2 separate regions of the Homo sapiens genome follow, and region 2 is linked to region 1. The links are chromatin loops, found by intact Hi-C in ENCODE. Cell type or tissue: CD14-positive monocyte. All regions are shown on one strand. Each heading gives the region's core, and the rest is flanking DNA. Links, peaks and the distances in the headings are about the cores only.

Region 1 (8,000 bases), core at 1-8,000:
TGATGGGACTGTGTCCCTCATGGTTTTTTTGTGTGTGTATGTGGGGGGAGTTATTTGTTTTGTTTTGTTTTTTATGTAGGAGAGCAGAATCTTTTATTTTAAAAAGCAAAGTGGACAAAAATATGTGGAATTTCAAAATACAGAAAGAAGCTGGGTGCGGTGGCTTATACCTGTAATTCCAGTACTTTGGGAGGCTGAGGTGGGTGGATCACTTGAGGTCAGGAGTTTGAAATCGGCCTGGCCAATGTGGTTCAGTGGTGCAATCTTGACTCACTGCAACCTCTGCCTCCCAGGTTCAAGAGATTCTTCTGCCTTAGCCTCCTAAGTAGCTGAGACTACAGGCGTGCACCACCACACCTGGCTAATTTTTGTATTTTTAGTAGAGATGGGGTTTCATCATGTTGGTTTGCTTTGTTTTTGATAATAAAGAAATACTGAAGAGACTGACATATGGGAAATAGTTTAGAAATATATGTAGGATGCCAGGTGTGGTGGCTCACCCCTGTAATCCCAGCACTTTGCAAGGCTAAGGAGGGCGGATCACGAGGTCAGGAGTTTGAGACCAGCCAGGCTAACATGGTAAAACGCTGTCTCTACTAAAAATACAAAAAATTAGCCGGGCATAGTGGCGGGCGTCTGTAGTCCCAGCTACTCGGGAGGCTGAGGCAGGAGAATGGCCTGAACCCAGGAGATGGAGCTTGCAGTGAGCTGAGATCACGCCACTGCACTCCAGCCTGGGTGACAGAGTGAGACTCCGTCTCAAAAAAAAAAGAAAGTTATGTAGGATAAGGAATAATCATTTTTTAAAAAGGCAAGGAGGTAATCTGACCTTTGGTAAGATGGTTTCTTACTGCCACTACATTTCTCTGGTTAATATAACTTTAAAACAACTGTGACACACTATGACAGGGAAGAAAAATGCCCAGGCTGACACAGTCCCAGCCCTGTTGGCAGCTGTAAGGGAAAACAGCTGGAAGGGCTGCATGGTGACTTTAGATGGGGCAGCTCCAGGCAAGAAGGCCTCTTCTAAGATCATGTGGATCCTGCAGAGGCTGGAAACTCGGGCCCCAGTGCTGTGCGACAGTGCAAATGAGAATTGAAGCCCGTAGAAAGCCAGGCTGACCTGTGTCCTGCCCCACAGGGAGTCACTGCAGAGACACAACACTCAGTAACAATAAGAACCACGACATTAATTGAAAAACAAATTAAACCCTTACTAGTTTCCTGAACAAGGGCCCAAGGAAGCTTCCACTGGGGACTCTAGGGGCTGTTTAAAGACTTTAACTGTTAGCACCAACCATGACATAAAAAGTATGCATATTTCCCGGATTTTGAATTTTTCACCTGTCTTGACTTTCTGTGTTAGTCACGTTCTCCAGAGAAACAGAATCAATCAAGGAAATGTATACACATAGATACATACATAAGGAGAGAGAGAGAGAGAGAGAGAGAGAGAGATTTCAAGGGATTGGCTCATGAGATTGTGGAGGCGGTAAGTCTGGAATCTATAGAACAGGGCAGCAGGCTGGAGGCTCAGGGAAGAGATGATACTGCAGTTCCAAATGGGAGCATTTGAATTCCGTAGGGCGGCAGGCTGGAAACTCAGGCAGGGTGTGTCTATTGCAGTCTTGAGAAGAATTAGTTGCCCTTAGGGAAACCTTAGTCTTTGCCCCTAAGGCCCACTACCGATTAGATGAAGCCCGGCCCTGATACGTGGGTAACGTGCTGCACTCGAAGCTTGCTGACTTAGATGTTAGTCACATCTAAAAAACACCTTCACGGCAACAAGTAAACCTGTTTTTTGACCAAACAACTGGGTACCAGAGCCCAGCCACGCTGACACATAAAATTAACCATCACACCTTCCCTTTCTCATGGTGTTTACTGGGGAGGGAAAGAAAAGAAAAACATGATCAGATAAGAAGTAAAAACCTAATGTTCAGTGAGAGGTAACCCATACTGAATATCTGAGAATTAACTGGCCGGCAGCCTCTTCTACTAAGGAATGGGGGAAGCAAGAATTCAGGCTCTGTGGTAAGAAATGCTGTGTAGTAATAATAACAACACAGCTACAGCTTCCAGCCCCTGAGCACACACACAGGCGTCAGACCCTGCTGCTTTACAGAATCCCATTGAATCTTCGGTGTTCCCTGGGTTGGATGGCTTCATCCCCATTTTACAGGTGCCTCTGCCAGAAGAAACGGACTGGGCACCAAAGGCAGGGCGTCTAGAAGAATCCCGGTGTATGCAAAACAAACCAGCACCGACAAAACACTGAATCAAAGCACTTGCTTGCCTGGGTTTGATTTTTAAAAGTGTTAGAACCCATTCAAGATGAATATGGGTTTACAGCGTCAGTGCACAGCTTTTGCGGTGAATTTACATTTAGAGGACAAGTGAAAAACTCACCCACCAGCTCCACACCCCCCACACAAGTCAGTTTCCTGATGACCAATCAGGAAACTGGAATACCATCAGTAACCCCAGTGCTGGGGTTTACCGGCTCTCGCGCCCCTATTAGCAGACGTTGCTTACAGATGCACCACAGCCTCTGAGCAGACTCAAGTAGCGATTCTGTCTCCAACCCTGCAACCAAATTTCTGGCTCCTCATTTGACTTTTTTTTTTTTTGAGCCAGGATCTCGCTCTTTCGCTCAGGCGGGAGAGTAGTGGTACGATCACTGCTCACTGCAGCCTTGACCTCTCGGGCTCAAATGATCCTCCCACCTCAGCCTCCTACGTGTCTAGGACCTCAGGCACACACCACCACACCCGCCTAATTTTTTTTTTGGGGGGGTAGAGACAGGGACTCTCTATGTTGCCCAGGCTGGTCGCCAACTCCTGGGCTCAAGAGATCTCCCGCCTTAGCCTCCCAAAGTGCTGGGATTACAAGGCTGAGGCACCGCAGCCAGCCTCATTTGACTATTTGAATCAGATTAAGACATCCCTTCTTCAAGACTGCGCTTCCGCCTGCGGGAGACTTGGTTCAGAGTGTGCGATTCAGTTAGGAGAAGGAACGCTCCTGCCACCTGCCGGTATTGCTGCATATGACCATGCAGGCTTGCGGCCACTGCTGTCGCCATGCCTGAGGTGCACGCGCCATGTCCCTGAGGCTCCAGGTGCCCTGTGCATTCCCTGCACGTAGAGTTGCCCTCGAACTGGTGTTGATCTGATCAGACTTATTTCAGAACTCGACAAGAATGCCATGAGAGTCATAATTGCCCCATATTCATTGGCAAAATCCTTTGGCTTCTGGGCTGCTTGATCAGAATGAATGTCAGAGATCCAAAGAGCAAGTGACAAAAGTATGCATGGAGGTTGAAGAAAATCTTTGTGAATTCAAAGTCCTTCCACTATTTTTACTTGAATTTCAATTGCTTCATGTAATGTTTGTTTTAGGATTCATCACCCCACAATTGAATTCCATAGATTGTACAGCTTAGTTTTGAATTAAAAGATCGCTGCGTGTCACCATCCCAAATTCCCTCTCACACATTGCCCCCCAACACACACCCTGCTTATTTTATATAATCTCAAATGTCTGGTCTTGGAAGTACAGGAAGCTGAGAAAATGATCCTAAATAACAATCGTGATAATTCTCAGCACATTCCTAATTACTGGAGGACAGACATTTCATGACCAACTTTCTAGCCAGCTAAAATACAACCCCTAGCTTTGTCCTTGGGACCATAAGATTTTGGGGCTGAGAGCTATGGACTAGTCTATAGACTCCTATAAGCCACCTGTGTTACTGCAGCTGCTTCCACCTGGTCTGGAGCGGGGCAGTCCCTCTGTCGGCTTGATTCCCCATCATTCCCTGACCCCCAGTTGAAGTCACATGTATGTGACCCTCATGCCACAGTCCCCAGGGATTGGCAACATTTTTCCTTCAAAAATCAGATAAATATTTGGGGCTTTGTGGACCATACAGTCTCTGTCACAACTACTCAACTATTACAACTACACAACAACTGCACAACTGCACACAGCTGCACACTACTCGGCCGTCTAGCTTAAAAGCGGATGTAAACAATGGAAGTAAATTAATGGGCGTGGCTGTGTTCCAATAAAACTTCATTTGAAAAGCAGGCAGCAGTCTGGATTTGGTCTTACACAGTGGCCAGGCCCCTCAGCTAGTCCGGGCACTTACAACACTTTCCTCTTTCTTTGTCCCTGATACTTATTTCCCCAGATTGTTCTTTACCTTTGCTTTATATGAAGGGTACTTGTTTATACGCCTATCTGGAATCATCCGTTACTATAAATAGATACACTTCTTTCTGGCAAACAAAAATGAAAAAATGTCAGTCAACAGACACCGAGCACTTGCAGTGAGTCCAGCTTGGTGGTGGCAGGGGTGACCCATAAGTGTTTCAGTTCTCTAGAGCTCCTCAGTTCACTTGGAGAAATGGTAGAAATGTATCAAATGCTAATAGTTATTCAAAAGACAATGGATGGCGTAGGTTTAGGCAATTACTAAATGGGATGTACAAGTAACACATGAAGATTTCAGCCAGGCATGGTGGTGTGCACCTGTAGTTCCAGCTACTCAGGTTGAGGCAGGAGTTTCCCTGGAGCCCAGATGTTCAAGGCTGCAGTGAGCCAGGATCGCACCACTGCACTCCAGCCTGGGTGACAGAGTGAGACCCTGTCTCGAAAACAAAAAAAAACTACATGTAGGTTTTAATTATAGCACTTAGTACAGTGCATAAAACTACCTAGATACATCACAACTTGGTTCAACAGGCAGTATGTAAAGTGAGTGTTGTAGAGGCTGCTCACTGAATCAGGTTCGAGGTTCCAGGTTCATTCACACTCTAGCCATTTCCATCCTGCTGTGAACCAGACGGGGTGTTCATTATCAGGTGTGCAATAGGTGAATACAGTCCCTAGACTCCAAAAGTCATGCTCCATGGGAATTCATCGGAGCTATGCCACACTTCTCTTTATACTTTGCATTGCTGAGAGAGACTTAACTTTTTTTAGATTTAACATTCCTAACCACGGTATTCAATAAATAAATGTTAAGTGCCTAAAATGTACACGTGTTGTTCTAGGAGCTGGGTGTACAGTAGTGAACCAAAAGACAAAGTCCACGCCCTGCACAAAATAGGAATTACCTCCATGTAGAGGCGAGCCTTCAAGAGCTGAAGTGGCTTGCTCTGGTCATAAAACTAGAGGGCAGCAAGCTCTGAAGGCAGATTGCTGGGACTCCACACCCCTCTAACCATAACTCTGCTGTGTTCCTCTTGACCCTGATGACAGGTACCCGCAAGATGGAGTACAAGGGCAGCAGCTGGCATGAGACCTGCTTCATCTGCCACCGCTGCCAGCAGCCAATTGGAACCAAGAGTTTCATCCCCAAAGACAATCAGAATTTCTGTGTGCCCTGCTATGAGAAACAACATGCCATGCAGTGCGTTCAGTGCAAAAAGGTATCTCAGATGCCCCCTTGGCCCTTGCACGTTCTGGCTGGTTTGCCTCCATGGTCCATGTCTGTCAGTTCTCTTTCCAAAACCAAGGATACCTGTGATACTTAAGTGGCGTGGGAGCTGTGCCTGTCCTGCCTTACATTCTGAGCATTTATCCATCGGGTCTGGGTGTCCATCCTTCTTTCAAAGACATCAACATTGTTGAGCTCTGTGATCAAATCGTTTAACCCTGCCTTCTTCTAGACCATTTCTAAATATGTTCTTATGTTGATAACCTGAGGTTAGAGGGAAGGGGAGCCACCATCCCAAAGCTGTCTTGTTCAGCTTCTCTCCATGAATAAAACAAGAAAACAACTGCAAACTTGAGAGGGAGAGAAAGATGGAAGGAAGAGGGAGGAGAGGAAGGGAGGAGAGAGAGACGGATGTGAGAAGAAAAGTAAAGGAGAAAAGTCTGCCTCCATGGATATGGGACAGATCATTTATTAAATGTATCTACTCTGGCCGGGCATGGAGGCTCATGCCTGTAATCCCAGCACTGTGGGAGGCCAAGGCTGGTGGATCACCTGTGGGAGGCCAAGGCTGGTGGATTACCTTAGGTCAGGAGTTCAAGACCAGCCTGGGCAACATGATGAAACTCCATCTCTACTAAAAATACACAACTTAGCTGGGTGTGGTGGCACACGCCTGTAGTCCCAGCTACTCAGGAGACTGAGGCAGGAGAATCACTTGAACCCGGGAGGTGGAGGTTGCAGTGAGCCAAGATCCCACCACTGCACTCCAGCCTGGGCGACTGAGCGAGACTCCATCTCAAAAAATTAAAAAAATAAATAAATAAACTTATCTACTCGATAATGTGCTATTCCAGTCATGGCTCTGTTAGGGTTAAAGAAAGAAAGGGAACTGCATATCTGTAGGAAGCCATCTCTCTGCCCAGTTGCCCCCCGACCTGCACCCTTCAGGGTGTAGCTTAGTTTTCTGCTGTGCCCTCTGACTCTTAGACACACGCAATTCTTATTATGCTATAGCTTCCAGCGTCTCTGTCCTGTTAGGATTTGCATCAGCCTGTTGAGTGGCACCCTCCCACTGCTCACTCGCCCTGGGCAGCGCCAGCTGTGGAACTCATCACAGGTTCTGTTCGCTCTCCTCCTGTTATTGACTCTGCTCACCCAGCTTCTGCTGTTTTGCCCTTGGGGCCTCTACCCTTGCGTCTGGGCCATGGAGAAACATCCCCAATGCTGCTACCTGTACCTGGCTGGCCTGGGCAAGAATATCCCCACCTTGCCCACACCTTTTCTAAGTGCTGAGTATTCTTACCAATTTCCATTCAGTCTTTCTCTCATTTCCTTTTTTTTTTTCTTTTTTTGAGACAGAATCTCACACTGTCGCCCAGGCTGGAGTGCAGTGGCTCGATCTTGGCTCACTGCAACCTCCGCCTCTTGGGTTCGAGCAATTTCTCCTGCCTCAGCCTCCCAAGTAGCTGAGATTACAGGCGTGCGTCACCATGCCCAGCCGGTTTTTTTTGTATTTTTAGTACAGACGGGGTTTCAACATGTTGGCCAGGCTGATCTCGGAACTCCTGACCTCAGGTGATCGACCTGCCTCCACCTCCCAAAGTGCTGGGATTACAGGCGTGAGCCACCATGCCTGGCCCCATTTGTTCTTTACTGTTATTTTAAATTTTATTTCTCTTTATTTCCTCTCCTTTTATGCTTCTGTTTTTTTCTTTTTTTGAGACAGTTTCACTCTGCCACCTGGGCTGTAGTACAGTGGCATGATCTCAACTCACTGCAACCTCTGCTTTCTGGGTTCAAGTGATTCTCCTGCCTCAGCCTCCTGAGCAGCTGGGATTACAGGCAGGTGCCACCACCAAACCCACCTAATTTTTTTTTTTTTTTTTTGTAGTAGAGACGGTGTCTCACTTTGTTGGCCAGACTGGTCACAAACTCCTGTTTTTTTCTTTATTCTTAGATTGAGCTCTCATTCCTGCTTTTATTTTAGGAACCCTCTTCCCTGTTCTCTCCCCTTTTTATTTTTATTTTGGTTTGTTCTTCTCATCAAGACCTAACGGAAGTTCATCTGAGTTGCTCTTCCTCTGTCATCTTTCCAATGTGTGCTTTATTCATTTGCAGAAATGAAAGCAACACATCCTTCTGGGATGCATGCTTTTTGTGTGCATGTTCATTAAATACACAAAAACATTCATGCCAGAAGCATCCATTCCTCGACATGAACTTGGCCCTCTCAGGCACTGGGGATCTGATGCTGGACAAGATGCAGACACTTAACTGTAGTCTAGGTGGAAGTACACTCCAGTGTCAAACCCGTCAGTAGTTACTGAGCAGTGTGCTATGGAGGAGAAGAGCAGAGTGTGGAATGGAGGGACCTCAACTAATCTGAGGAGTTGGGGGCCAGGGTGGTGTTGAGGGAAGGAGTCTCTGAGAAAGTCATGCTATGCTCAGAGGCATTGAGTTAGCTGATGTGGGTGGGAAGCATGGAATCCGGAGCAAGGGAGGACTGAGGACACATGTTGCAGGCAGAGATGTCTTACACACACAGGCTACTGCATTC
Region 2 (12,504 bases), core at 1,926-9,925, 1.2 Mb before region 1:
CTTCTGGTAATGGCAAAGTAGCTTGATCAGACTAAGTCTCCTTCAGAAATAAAATACAGTTAAAACCAAACAAAATGACTATGGAAGGCACCTGGAGCCCAGGCTAATGCAAGCAGAAACTGGAGGGATGTCCAGCCTTGAAAGATGGAACCTAGAAGGGAACATGTATGAGTCTGTGGCTTTTTGCCTATGGATACCACCCGATACATGGGCACAGCTTTTGAGGGTCAGAAAATTGTAGCTGTTCTGGCAAGAAGTGCTAGAAGACAGAGTTTAGAGTCTGATAGAACAGCTAGAAAAGTATAAGGAAAATCCTGGGAGAAAGCATACCCCAGAATCTACATGCAATTATCCTCCAAATGTCTGGCTGACTAGTAAACTTCAAATGTATGGGTGAGACCCCAGTAAGCCAACAGAAAACGTAGCAGCTGGAACCTGGAAGAATTGAGCCAAGACTTTGCTACCCATCATTAAGATACAATAGACAAAACTGAAAGTATTAGCGTGAGTTTGGAGTATTGTATTGTCCTTGCTTTTAGCATAATTATAAGTTCAGATAACTGAACCTTAACAATGGTTGTGCTTAACTACAGGCTAGCAAAATTCCTGAAAATTTAACAACTGGCTCCCACGAGCTGGTTCAAGCTGGCTCCAGCACATCACTGAAGCTACCTCATTATTGGAGGGGCTGATTTTGTACTGTAATCTTATGTAAACTAGACCCCTATTTTCCAAATTTCCCTTCCATGTATGACACCAGATTGGAGCTGGCTGTAAGAGAAATCTGTGCAAGATGTGGAAATTGACATGAAGCCGCTGCCATGACGGTCAGAAGCTCAACATACGGCCCCAACACAGCAGCGGATTATGCGCATTGTCACTGATGTGTCGGCTCAGCCTGTTAACGCGGGATTGCACGGGGTAGCAGCCTGGCCTGCAGCTCCCCCAGCACCTGCCAGATAATCTCTTTCGGTGCTCCCAGGCCAGACATGTATATAGTTCCAAGATGAGTTTTCTGCTGTTCAAACACATCTTCAAAGTTAGATTCCATGAGAGACAGACCAGGCTCCAGGGTGTTCTCTCGCTTATCTCCATGAGTTCCAGTCTTTCTCCTTCTCCACCTTATGTCCAGTGTTTGTTCCCAGCTGCCTGCTCTGCGGGCCCACAACCACCACCTCAGGACCTCAATAGCTGAAGAGGCGACAGCTTTCCTCAGACTTGTCCACTTCTCCCCTGTGTAGTTCTGAATCACTGTCCTCTTTCAGACCTTTACTTCTCCAGTTAAGCAAAGCTTCCCAGGCACCACAATTGTAATTGTGTAACTGTGTAAAAGTAACAAGCCCCATAAGCAATCTCATATTCTATAATACTCATGGTGGCTCTGCTTCCCTGATTGGACCCTATGCAGTGGGTCTTGACTATCTTTTTTTTTTTTTTTTTTTTTTTTTTTAAAGACAGAGTCTCTCTGTCAACCAGGCTGGAGTGCAGTGGTGCAATCTCAGCTCACTGCAACCTCTGTCTCCCAGCTTCAAGCAATTCTCGTGCCTCAGCGTCCTGAGTAGCTGGGACTACAGGCACACGACCCCATACCAGGCTAGTTTTTGTATTTTTAGTAGGATGGGTTTTTGCCATGTTGGCCAGGCTGGTCTCAAACTGCTGACCTCAAGTGATCTCCCCGCCTCAGCCTCCCAAAGTACTGGGATTACAGGCATGACCCACCATGCCTGGCTTGACCATCATTTATTAAATGGAAGGAGATGGAATAGGATAGCATAGGTTAGTGATATGGTTTGGATATTTGCCCCCTCCAAATCTCATGTTGAAATGTGATCTGATCCCCGATGTTGGAAGTGAAGCCTGGTGGAAGGTGTTTGTCATGGGGACGGCTTCCTCATGAATGGCTTGGTGCCCTCCCTACGGTAATGAGTGAGTTCTCACTCTATTAGTTTACATGGGAGCTGGTTTTTGTAGAAGCCCAGTACCACCTCCTCTTTCTTTTGCTTCCTCTCTCACCATATGACACACTTGTTCCTGTTTAACCTTCTGCCATGAGAAAAAGCTTCCTGAGGCCTCCCCAAAACCCAAGTAGATGCTGGCACCATGCTTCTTGTACAGTCTGCAGAGCCAAATAAACCTCTTTTCTTTATAAATTACCCAGTTTCATATATTCCTTTATAGCAATGCAAAATGGACTGATAGTTAAGATAGGACAGGATTGGACAGGAGAAAATAGGATAATGTCAATGCATCATGGAGAGTAAAGGTAACTTATTTATAAAGATTTTGCTTCAAATTTTTAGATAATCTAGGTCACCTTGGGTTTAATCCCAAAGATATCAACCCTCATTCCAGCCTGTATAAACGATGCCCTCCAGAGCTGTGCAGTGTGTAGCCTGTGTGTTTATTCAAATGACATCAGTCCTGATACAAAAAGTATTTCTATATGTAGGGGTGTCTTTGTTTTAGACCGCTATAGAATAAAACTACAGACTGGGTAATTTAGAATGAACAGAAACTCATGTTTGTGGAGTCTGGGAAGTCCAAGAGCATGTGCTGGCATCTGACAAGAGCATGTGCTGCATCACCCGGTGGCAGAGGTGTGAGGATGAGAAAGAGAAAGAAGAGGGCCAAACCTCATCCCTTTATCAGGAACCCACTCCAGGAATAATGGCATTAATCCACTCACAAGGGCCCTGCCTCCTTTTAGGGTAAAGAAATTTAGGAGCATAAAACCTGTATTCAAAGATACCTTCTGATCTGTAACTAGGTACACCACTACATAACCCAGTTTTTGACTGGACATCACATCTTAGTCCTCTGAACCTAAACTCACATTGAGGAGAAAGACAGCTGTGTCCATATACAGCCAAATAGAATTCATGGTTAGGCAAATACAAAGAAAAGCCCTCTTCTCAAATGGAATGTGGTTCCACAAGCATCAGGGCAAAAGGATCTCCAAGTTGGAGGCAGATACATAAGCAAGATGCTTTAAGGACAAGTCCTAGGGAAGAAGACATAAAGACAACAGAGGAATGGGCACTAACAAGGTTCAGAGGATGCAAGACTTTGTGAGATTGCAGGAGCAGGCAAAGATTTGACAAGTGAGGCACATAGCTGAGGATATGCTAGTTCCCCTGACTGCCCATAAGCCTCAGGATTCTGAGGGACACGGTGCCCAAGAATGACATCATTTTATTATTAAAAAATATCAGCTCTTCCAAAGTCACTTCTGCTCTTCCATCTTTTGCCTAGTCTCTGCTCTGCAGGCAGATATGTCCTGTTAAAAATTTAGCCAGATCAGCTGGGCATTGATGGTACACTGTTGTCTCGCCTACTCAGGAGGCTGAAGCAGGAGGATGACTTGAGCCCAGGAGTTAGAGGCTGCAGTGTGCTATCATCGTGGAAAAAAAAAAAAAAGCCAGATGATGCCACTCCTCTTTGAAGCCTCCGTGTGTCTCACCAACAGTCTCTGAAATCCTGTGAGACCTGGCTTCCACCTATTTCTCTGACCCATTTCCTACAACACATCTCCTATGCACACACTCTGACCAGCCCCACTGACCTCCTGCTCCTTCCAGAATGGGAAGCTTTCTATCTCAAGGCTTTTGCACTTGCTTTACCCTCTGCCTGGCATGCTGTCCCCCCAGAAACCTGTATGGCTCTCTCCTTCCCCACCTCCGGGTTTTTACCAATTTACATCTTCTCCATGAGGCCTTCCATGATCCCTTATTTAAAATTGCAGCCCCACGCCCACAATCTTCTTCCTTCTTCCTCACTTCTGCATCTTCCAGGGGCCATAACACATCTCGCTTAGCATATTTTACTTATTTGTTAATTCTCTGTCAATCTTTACTGGAATATAAATGCCAGTGAAAACAGGGGTTCATCTGCTTTGTTCAAGGCTATAGTCTCAAGGCTAAAGGGGCCTAGAGGAAAATCCACACTCAATACATACATGTTGAATGAACTCGATTTCCCAGCTGGTTTTGCCGACATAGGGGAATGGTGCTGTACACATATGTACTTGTACATGTACATACATGTTGGTATTCAGCCAGCTTAGTGAATTTTATTATTAGTCATAATACTGAATTAATTCTCACGGTTTTTTTTAATATAGATGTTTACACAATAATATCAAAACATTCCTTCCTAGAAGCAATGAATCCCAGACCGACCTAGCTGTTTTGTAAACGGTAGTAATATTCAAGACTAATAGGGAGGTAGAAAAAGAAATCAGACTTTCAAACAATATTTTAAAAATATTATCCAGCCACTATAAAGAAAGGGCTTATATCAGAGCCAATTGTTGATTGGATTGCTGATTCATTTTAAACAAAATAACTTCACGAGATGGAAAAGTGGCTTTAAAAAGATTTTTGTGTATTCACTATAGATTCAATATGGTACTAATAATGCCAGCCCAGGTGAACCTCAAAAAAATAACTAATATTAGGAGAAGGGTCCTAATACTACTATTTTTTTTTTCTTTGAGACGGAGTCTCGCTCTGCCGCCCAGGCTGGAGTGCAGTTGCACGACCTCAGCTCACTGCAAGCTCCGCCTCCCAGGTTCATGCCATTCTCCTGCCTCAGCCTCCCGAGTAGACTACTTCTAATACTAGTTCTTCATCAACCACATGTCAAGATAGAAGCAATGAGAAGTTGAACGGTAACTGTCAAGGAGGAGTATGGTTATATTTCCACCATTGGTGGCAAACCTCTGCCTGTGTGACTTGCGATATCGGCTAATGCTATTATGAACCCATCAGCACTAGACACAAAGACACTAAAAGACATTGAAAGACGTGAATAAGGATGTTGAAAGACATCCTTATTTCACCTTCAGCTCATCACTTAGTACTCGTATACAAGTTATGAGTAAATATACATATTGGGGGTGCACAGTCCAAAAAGTTTCAATGTCACTGCTCCAGAGCAATGTATATTAAACTTCTGGGAATATGAACCCTATACAGAATCTGGTGAAAGCCAAAGGTGCAACCTTAAATAAATACGCATTCATGCTAACTGTCACGAGGGCTTGGTCACCTCCAGGAGGCCCACCCGCATATTTATTTCTTTATTTTTATTTATTTATGAGAAGGAATCTCACTCTGTTGCCCAGGCTGGAGTACAGTGACGCCATCTTGGCTCACTGCAACCTCCCCCTCCCAGGTTCAAGCGATTCTCCTGCCTCAGCCTGCCGAGTAGCTGGGACTACAAGGCACCCGCCACAGCGCCGCCACCACACCCGGCTAATTTTTTGTATTTTTAGTGAAGACGGGGTTTCACCGTGTTAGCTAGAATGGTCTCAATCTCCTGACCTCGTGATCCACCCGCCTCGGCCTCCCAAAGTGCTGGGATTACGGCTGTGAGCCACCGCGCCCGGCCACGACCCACATACCTTTTAAGGGTCCGTGGACTCCAAAGGTAAGAAAGAATCCGTACTCTTGTTAGAAATGTTGGCTTATACTTTGATTTAGGTTAAAGGGTGGCGAGTGCTTTCTGTTCATTCTTCTGAAGTGAACAGAAGCAATGAAAACCTAAGTCTCATATTTTAGACAAGAAACGAACATAATGGGAAGGTTCACAGGCGGCATAGGATTTCCCCACTCGCTGCGCATACCCTGGATGGGCAGCAGGGGGCAGCGGAGCACAAGAGGACCGGGACCACAGCGCCCGGAGGCTGATACCCCGCAGCTGATCCACAACACTGCAAGCTCACCCCAAAGAGGGGCAGTGTGTGAACCCAGAGGACTCTCGTCAAGTGAAATAAGACAGGCATGAAGGACAAACACCGCAGGATCTCACTCCTATCTGGAACCTTAAAAAGTTGATTTCATGGAGGTATAGAGTAAAATAGTGACCAGGCGCTGGGGAGAGCAGGGGGGAGGCAGGGAACCAGAGAAGTTGGTCATCCGGGCAAAGTCACAGTTAGGAGGAATGATTTCTGTTACACAGTAGGGTGACCATAGGAAATAATGTAGTGTATATTTCAAGATAACCAGAAGATACTCAATGTTGTCACCACAAAGAATAAACGTCTAAAGTAATGGATGTGGTAATTATTCCAATTTGATCATTGTGTGCATTGAAACATCACACTGTACCCCATACACTTGTACAATGATAATGTGTCAATTATACATTTTTTTAAAATCCCATTAACAAAAAAAAGAAAAAGGAAAGAAAAGGGACCAATTGTCCTCTGCCAAACTGAGTATTCTAGGCTTGGCTAGATCTGTATGGCCAAAGAAAAATGAGGCAAAATAATTAAACTCTCAAATGTCACCTAGAAAAACCAACAGCACACACTATCTAAACCCACGCAGTTATTACGTGGGAAGCCGAGGCACGAAAATTGCTTGAGGTCAGGAGTTCCAAACCAGCCTGGGCAACATCTACAAGCAACAATATCCCGTCTCTACAAAAATACAAAATTAGCTGAGCATGATGATACTGTAGTCCTGGCTACTCAGGAGGCTGAGGTGGGAAAATTGCTTTAACCCAGGATTTTGAGTCCGCAGTGAGCCTTGATGGCACCACTGCACTGAGCCTAAGCCACCGAGTAAGAAGACCCTCTTACATACATACATAAATGAAATACATACATACATAAATACATACATAAAATCTATTTAAAGCAATTAAAATTTCTACTGCTACTATAGTATAACACAACTAGATTCAAAACAGTCTTCTCAACAAAGCAGAGTATTTTTCAAGCAACAATTCTAAGCCACACGCTGCCGTCCCCTACTCAGTATCCACCCCTAGCCCACACAACTCGCTACCCTCGGCCCTGACTCACTCAACTACCTACCGGACCCCACTACCCACCTACACCCCGTGTAAACCCACGCACTATCTACACCGTACCCCATTCCACTCATTTAACTCCACGCTTATTAACTTACCTTCCCCAAACACATACCTGCTCACAACCTACCTCTCATTCTAAGTAACAAATATAAAATCATTGTCAAAAGCATTGACATACTTGCAGTACTCTTCCCTGCAGAAATACTATCTTTCCTTTTACTGAAATCTTTTGTGATCCTCCGGTAAATACCAGTTTTTTTATCTACGATTTTATGGCTTCTGTTGGCTTAGTCTATTTGTTGTTGTAAACAAAATATTTTCCATAACATATTCAACATTATTATTGCAGTGTAAGGAAAACAATTGACTTTTATCTACTTACTTTCTACGTTGGGACTTCTCTGAACTCTTGCTTATAAGTTCGTGAAACGATTCTCGTGAGTCTTCCCTCAAAATGTTTTCACGTATAGGAAATGTTGTTGGAATCACAGCAAAAAGAGTGGTGATGAACAGAGGTGGAAGGAGCCAGGCATTACGCTCGTCCTTCATGGTTCCGCCCCCTGGCCCAGCCTCTGGGTCACACCCTTCCTTAAGGCTGCCCTCCCAGTTCTCCTGTCCCTCTCGGTTGAGCAAGCCCAGGGTCCTTTCTTGCCAATCTGGACCTGGTGCTGTGTCCGGAATTGGTGGGTTCTTGGTTTCACTGACATCAAGAATGAAACTGCGGACCCTCACAGTGACTGTTACAATTCTTAAAGATAGTGTGACCAGAGTTTGTTATTTCTGATGTTCGAAAGGGTTCGTAGTTTTTCCTTCTGCTGGGTTCGTGGTCTTGTTGGTTTCACGAGTGAAGCTGCAGACCTTCGCGGTGTTACAGCTCTCAAGGCCGCGCGTCCACAGTTGTTCATTCCTCTCAGTGAGTTCGTACTCCCGTTGGCCTCAATAGTGAAGCAGCAAACCTCTGCAGTCAGTGGTACAGCTGACTCAAATGAAAGCACTGCGGACTCAAATGAGTAGCAGCAGCAAGCTTTACTGCGAATATTAAAAAAAACAAGCCATACAAGCCCCACAACAGAACCTAACCTGATTGCCACTGCTGCCTCAGGCAGCCTGCTTTTATTCCCTTATCTGACCCCACCCAAATCCTGCTGATTGGCCCATTTTACAGAGAGCTGATTGGTCTGTTTTACAGAGAGCTGATTGGTCCGTTTTGACAGGGTGCTGATTGGTCCATTTTACAGAGAGCTGATTGGTCCGTTTTGACAGGGTGCTGATTGGTGTGTTTACAATCCCTGAGCTAGACACAGAGTGCTGATTGGTGCATTTATAATCCTCTAGCTAGACACAAAAGTTCTCCAAGTCCCCACTAGATTAGCTAGACACAGAGCACTGATTAGTGCCTTTACAAACCCCAAGCTAGACACAGAGTGATCATTGGTGCATTTACAATCCTCCAGCTAGACATAAAAGTTTTCCAAGTCTCCACCTGACTCAGGGGTTCAGCTGGTTTCCCCTAGTGTATCCCCTGCCCTAGGATCCAGCGCACTAGGATCCCGCCCCAGGTGCAGGTGGAGCTGCCCGCCAGTCCCCCAGGCCGCAGGTCTGCACTCCTCAGCCCTTGGGCGGTGGAGGTGACCCAGCGCCCCTGAGCAGGGGGTAGCGCCCCAGGGCAGGGGGCAACGCGGGTCAGGGAGGCTCGGGCTGCGCGAGAGCCCACTGCGGGAAGGTGGGGCGCTCGAGCGTGGCGGGCTGCAGGTCCCGATCCCTGCCCCACGGGGAGGCGGCTGAGGTCCAGCGAGAATTCGACCAAGGCGTGGGCGGGCCCACACTGCTGGGGGACCTGGCGCGCCCTCCACAGCTGCTGGCCCGGGTGCTAAGCCCCTCACTGCCCGGGAGTGCGCGGCCCGCGGAGCCCGCGCTCACCTGGAACTTGCGCTGGCAAGCACCGCCCTCAGTCCCGGTTCCCGCCGGCGCCTCTCCCTTCACACCTCCCCGCAAGCAGAGGGAGCTGACTCCGGCCTCAGCCAGCACAGAGAAGGGCTCCCACAGTGCAGCGGCGGGCCGAAGGGCTCCTCAAGCGCGGCCAGAGTGGGCACCGAGGCCCAGGAGGCGCTGAGAGTGAGCGAGGGCTGCTAGGCTGCTGTCACCTCTCACTGCCACCACATCAGTGGGCCCTTCTTACTTAAAAGGTGTCCGACAGCTAACCTGAGGACTGACTATTCTGTTAACAGATCTGCCTTAGATGCCTAAGGCATCCCTGCCTTTGAAGAGCTGAGGTTCGCTCCATCCTAAGCCCGCCAAGGCCTCTTCCAGCTTCTGTGTTTCCACGCACAGGCACCTGACGCACTTGGGCCATGACAGGTGAGGTGCTGTTTTAAAGAAGCCTCCTAATTCTTGAAAAGCACTGATGGAAAGACATAGCCTCTTTGTGGATTGTGCTATGTTTGATGGGAGTGCATACCTGAGGCCACAGTTTTGACACCAGGAAAGGAGGGAACCTGAGGTACAGCAGTCACAGGAGGCATGCAGGACCTGCCAGGAGCATTGCAGAGAAGTGGAGCCGGAGCCTGACGCCCTGGGACTTCCCTCCACTCTATTCCTTGCCATGGGCATGGCCAATGGTCTTCTAGTGTGGGCAGGGAAAGTATCCGCACTGATCATCTGAAGGATGCAAAATCAGCACAATCACAAAAAGGCTTCATGGAAGGACTCATCATTCAGCAAATGATTTATCACTAGCTAGGCGCCAGGACTCTGTTTATCTCTTTATCTAGATCAACAGTACTCCCAAGGCCAAAAGCCATAAAGGAGAAGATGCATGGACATAACCAGAGTATTTCAAAATGCCTTCAAGACAAAATTATTTTCAAAACATAGGCAAATGCAAAAGTCAAGTGAAAACTGGAGAAACTGTGTTTACAAGGAATCTAACGAAAACCCAATTTCCTTATGACATAAAAAAAGTATCAAATCAATAGCAAAAAGTAAAACAAAAACCTAATAAAAATAAAGCAAATGACATGATAGGACACAATCCTAAATAGATAAATACATAAATAGATGACTTTAAATAAGTTCTTAGCAATTTCAACCTCACATTTTAAAATTCACGAACTAGTTATTATAAGAGATCCTTTTTCACATATCCAAGTAAAAATTGTTTTACCAGCTTGACCATACACAATGTTTGCAGTGTTGGAGGGAAAGGTACCCTTACACACTGTTAGAGGTAAACAGGCGCCGCCTCTTTGGAATTTGGAATTTGTCAAATACGTAAGCATTTTAAATGCATGTAACCAATGACCCAGCTATCATCCTTTCTAAAATTGGTTTCACAGATAAACTCATTCCTTTTAAATAACTGATTTAATAAGTGACCTTAGGGCACAGATTATTTGACAAGAATATTTATTGTCTACTTGAATTCAGAGATTTTGGCACTGTGCAAGGCACACATGGGGAGTCTATAGATATGTGAATAAATAGCATCCCACCAGACAGCTAAGGACAGAATCATTGCCTGGAATTCTTTCCTCCGGGTATTGTCAATGCGATGTAAGAATATAAAACAAATAATGAGAGAATTCTAAAGCGAGAGGAAATAGAAAACGCTAACCCAAGGGGTTTGGCCGCTTTACCTCATCCTGACTCTAGATGGCAGCATCCGCTCACTTCCCCCAGCTGGGAGACTAGCTCCAGAAGCAGCCTGAATCCGAGCGAAATTGGAAGTTTTCCATGTAGGAGAATCAGCCGGGCACGGGCATCTGCTCAAGCCCCACTTGCAGTTAGGAGGATTCTCCCCACTTGAACGAACTCACAGAAGCAGATATCTGACCCCACTTTGGTCCGTTTACTCCATACATACAAGCCAAGGCATTTGTTTCTTTTTTTTTTCTTTTTTTTTTTTTTTTTTTTGTGGTGGAGGGGCGCTGTGATTTGTTTGGTTATGAGCCAGAAAAATGCCAGATATGTCCTGAGTGCTTCCCAAGCTCAATCACAGATAGGCACTTCCTTGACCTAACTGAGCTTCAAAAACGCATCAGCAAAAACACCCACGTAAGATGTCCGATGGGAGGCACCTCGGGACATATCCTAGGCAACAGCAGGGAGGCCCGCTTCCTCCTGCCGGCCGCGAGCAGCGCAGCACCTCTAGGGCCCGCGGAGAGAGCGAGGTCTCCCTGCCATGCGTGGGGTGGAGGCGGTGCTGTGCAGGACTCCCCTGCGGTCCACCTAGACTCTCAGCTTTAAAACTCCATTCCCAGGCTAAAAGGAAAAGAAAGCACTGGGAGGAGAAAACGGACAAGAAGTTCAAAACTCAGGTTATGGAAAAAGAGATAAATGAATCCTCACAGAAGCAATTTAGACTAGAGGCTTGAAAAGCCCAGGGTTATCTGGAAGAAATGAGATTTCCCCTAAGCATAAAACCTATGGTATGGAAATGAAACTGATTGAAGAAATACGTTGTGTGTGTGGGGGGGCGGGTGTCTATCTTTCAGTCTCTCTCTGTCTCTGTCTCTGTATCTCTGTCTGTCTATCTGCCTCTCTCTGTCTCTGATCTCTGTCTCTATCTCTGTCTGTCTCTATGTCTCTGTATCTCCCTATCTCTCTGTCTCTGACCTCTGTCTCTGTATCTCAGTTAACTCTCTGTAGCTCTCTCTGTCTCTATCTTTCTGTCTCTCTCTCTGTCCCTGTCTTTCTGTCTCTCTCCCACACACACACACACACACACTCCAAACAAAGTGTAGTGAAGGAGAGCTGGATAAATTACTGCGCACATGCTGAGGGAAAAGGCAGATTGATAGACAGGGGTGGCTAAAAAGCAACCCTGCGATCCGGTTCCCAGCAAATCTGCCACTCAAGTTTCTCATCTCATCAGGGATGGGAAGGAACAGAAGGCTCCACTGCGGTGCTGGCTGTGGGCTTATACGTTGCCGATCCCTGGGGACTGGACCTAGTGCTATTCTGCAGAAGGTAATTGAAGAAACCCTACTAGGAATGAAGAAACCCAAGTGAAGGAGGGTGACAGATGGAAAGGAATGCTTCTAAGCAGTTTTCGTGCAGGGTTGTGAAAATGAAGCGTCTATAGAGGAAAAGGACATGTTTCACAGGCTCAAGGATTTGAGTTTAAGCTTCAATAAAGATGAGAAACAGAGTAGGAATTTCCCTAGCAGTTCTTTGTACGGAAATTAGCGTGAAGATCTGAAGGGCTTCGGTACTGACAGCAACTTCCAAACTGCTTCAAGCCGCTCACCATCAAAATGAGGTGAATATCCAAAACATTTCCTCCCTAGAGAGAACTTCTGACAAGATCAGGGAAATGTAAGTTTAGCGACTAAACCAGGACGCGGTGGGCAGGCTCACGGCAGCACCCTCCACTCAGTGTGGCTTCCTTCCTGCCCCTGTCATCACCTGTGAGGTGTGGGCCTTGCAGCGAGATTGGGGTATTCACCCAGTTTTCTTCCTTGAGTCTAAGTGAGGATTGCTTGGTAGACATTAGAATCCACAAGCATAAAAGGTAACGTTGCAGGGGCTGAGGAAGCCACTGCCATCCGGGGAGCCACAGGACATGGAAGCTGAGGGACAGACGGCAGAGCCCTCAGAGGAGCTGAGCTAAAGAGCTTCTAGCAAAACTGCAGTTGCTTGGGGGGACTCGGCACTAAGATTACGACAATTTAGCATTAAGTA

The links. Peaks named below come from ENCODE experiments on the same cell type or tissue, not always from the same donor. Only the 100,000 strongest peaks of a DNase experiment are listed, where the experiment ranks them.
Region 2: a loop joins it to region 1, with 4 times the contacts of the local background. A loop is called at or near these places in 7 of 110 quality-filtered maps.

The regions. Positions count from the first base shown.
Region 1 is chr2:105,365,005-105,373,004 of GRCh38, reverse strand. It overlaps FHL2 (four and a half LIM domains 2), which reads left to right. Exons shown (of 7, transcript NM_001318895.3): 5 at 5,266-5,435. It also overlaps a transcript of C2orf49 not described here. Among named protein-coding and RNA genes, the nearest start is that of FHL2, 30 kb to the left of the region's middle. RefSeq lists enhancers at 2,594-3,093, 3,094-3,595. In CD14-positive monocyte, for the core only: CTCF peaks have their summits at 2,839 and 3,038 (motif pointing left); a DNase peak (open chromatin) is centred at 3,004.
Region 2 is chr2:106,580,714-106,593,217 of GRCh38, reverse strand. No RefSeq gene overlaps it. Among named protein-coding and RNA genes, the nearest start is that of CD8B2, 100 kb to the right of the region's middle. RefSeq lists a silencer at 3,035-3,255. In CD14-positive monocyte, for the core only: CTCF peaks have their summits at 5,433 and 5,632 (motif pointing right); a DNase peak (open chromatin) is centred at 5,647.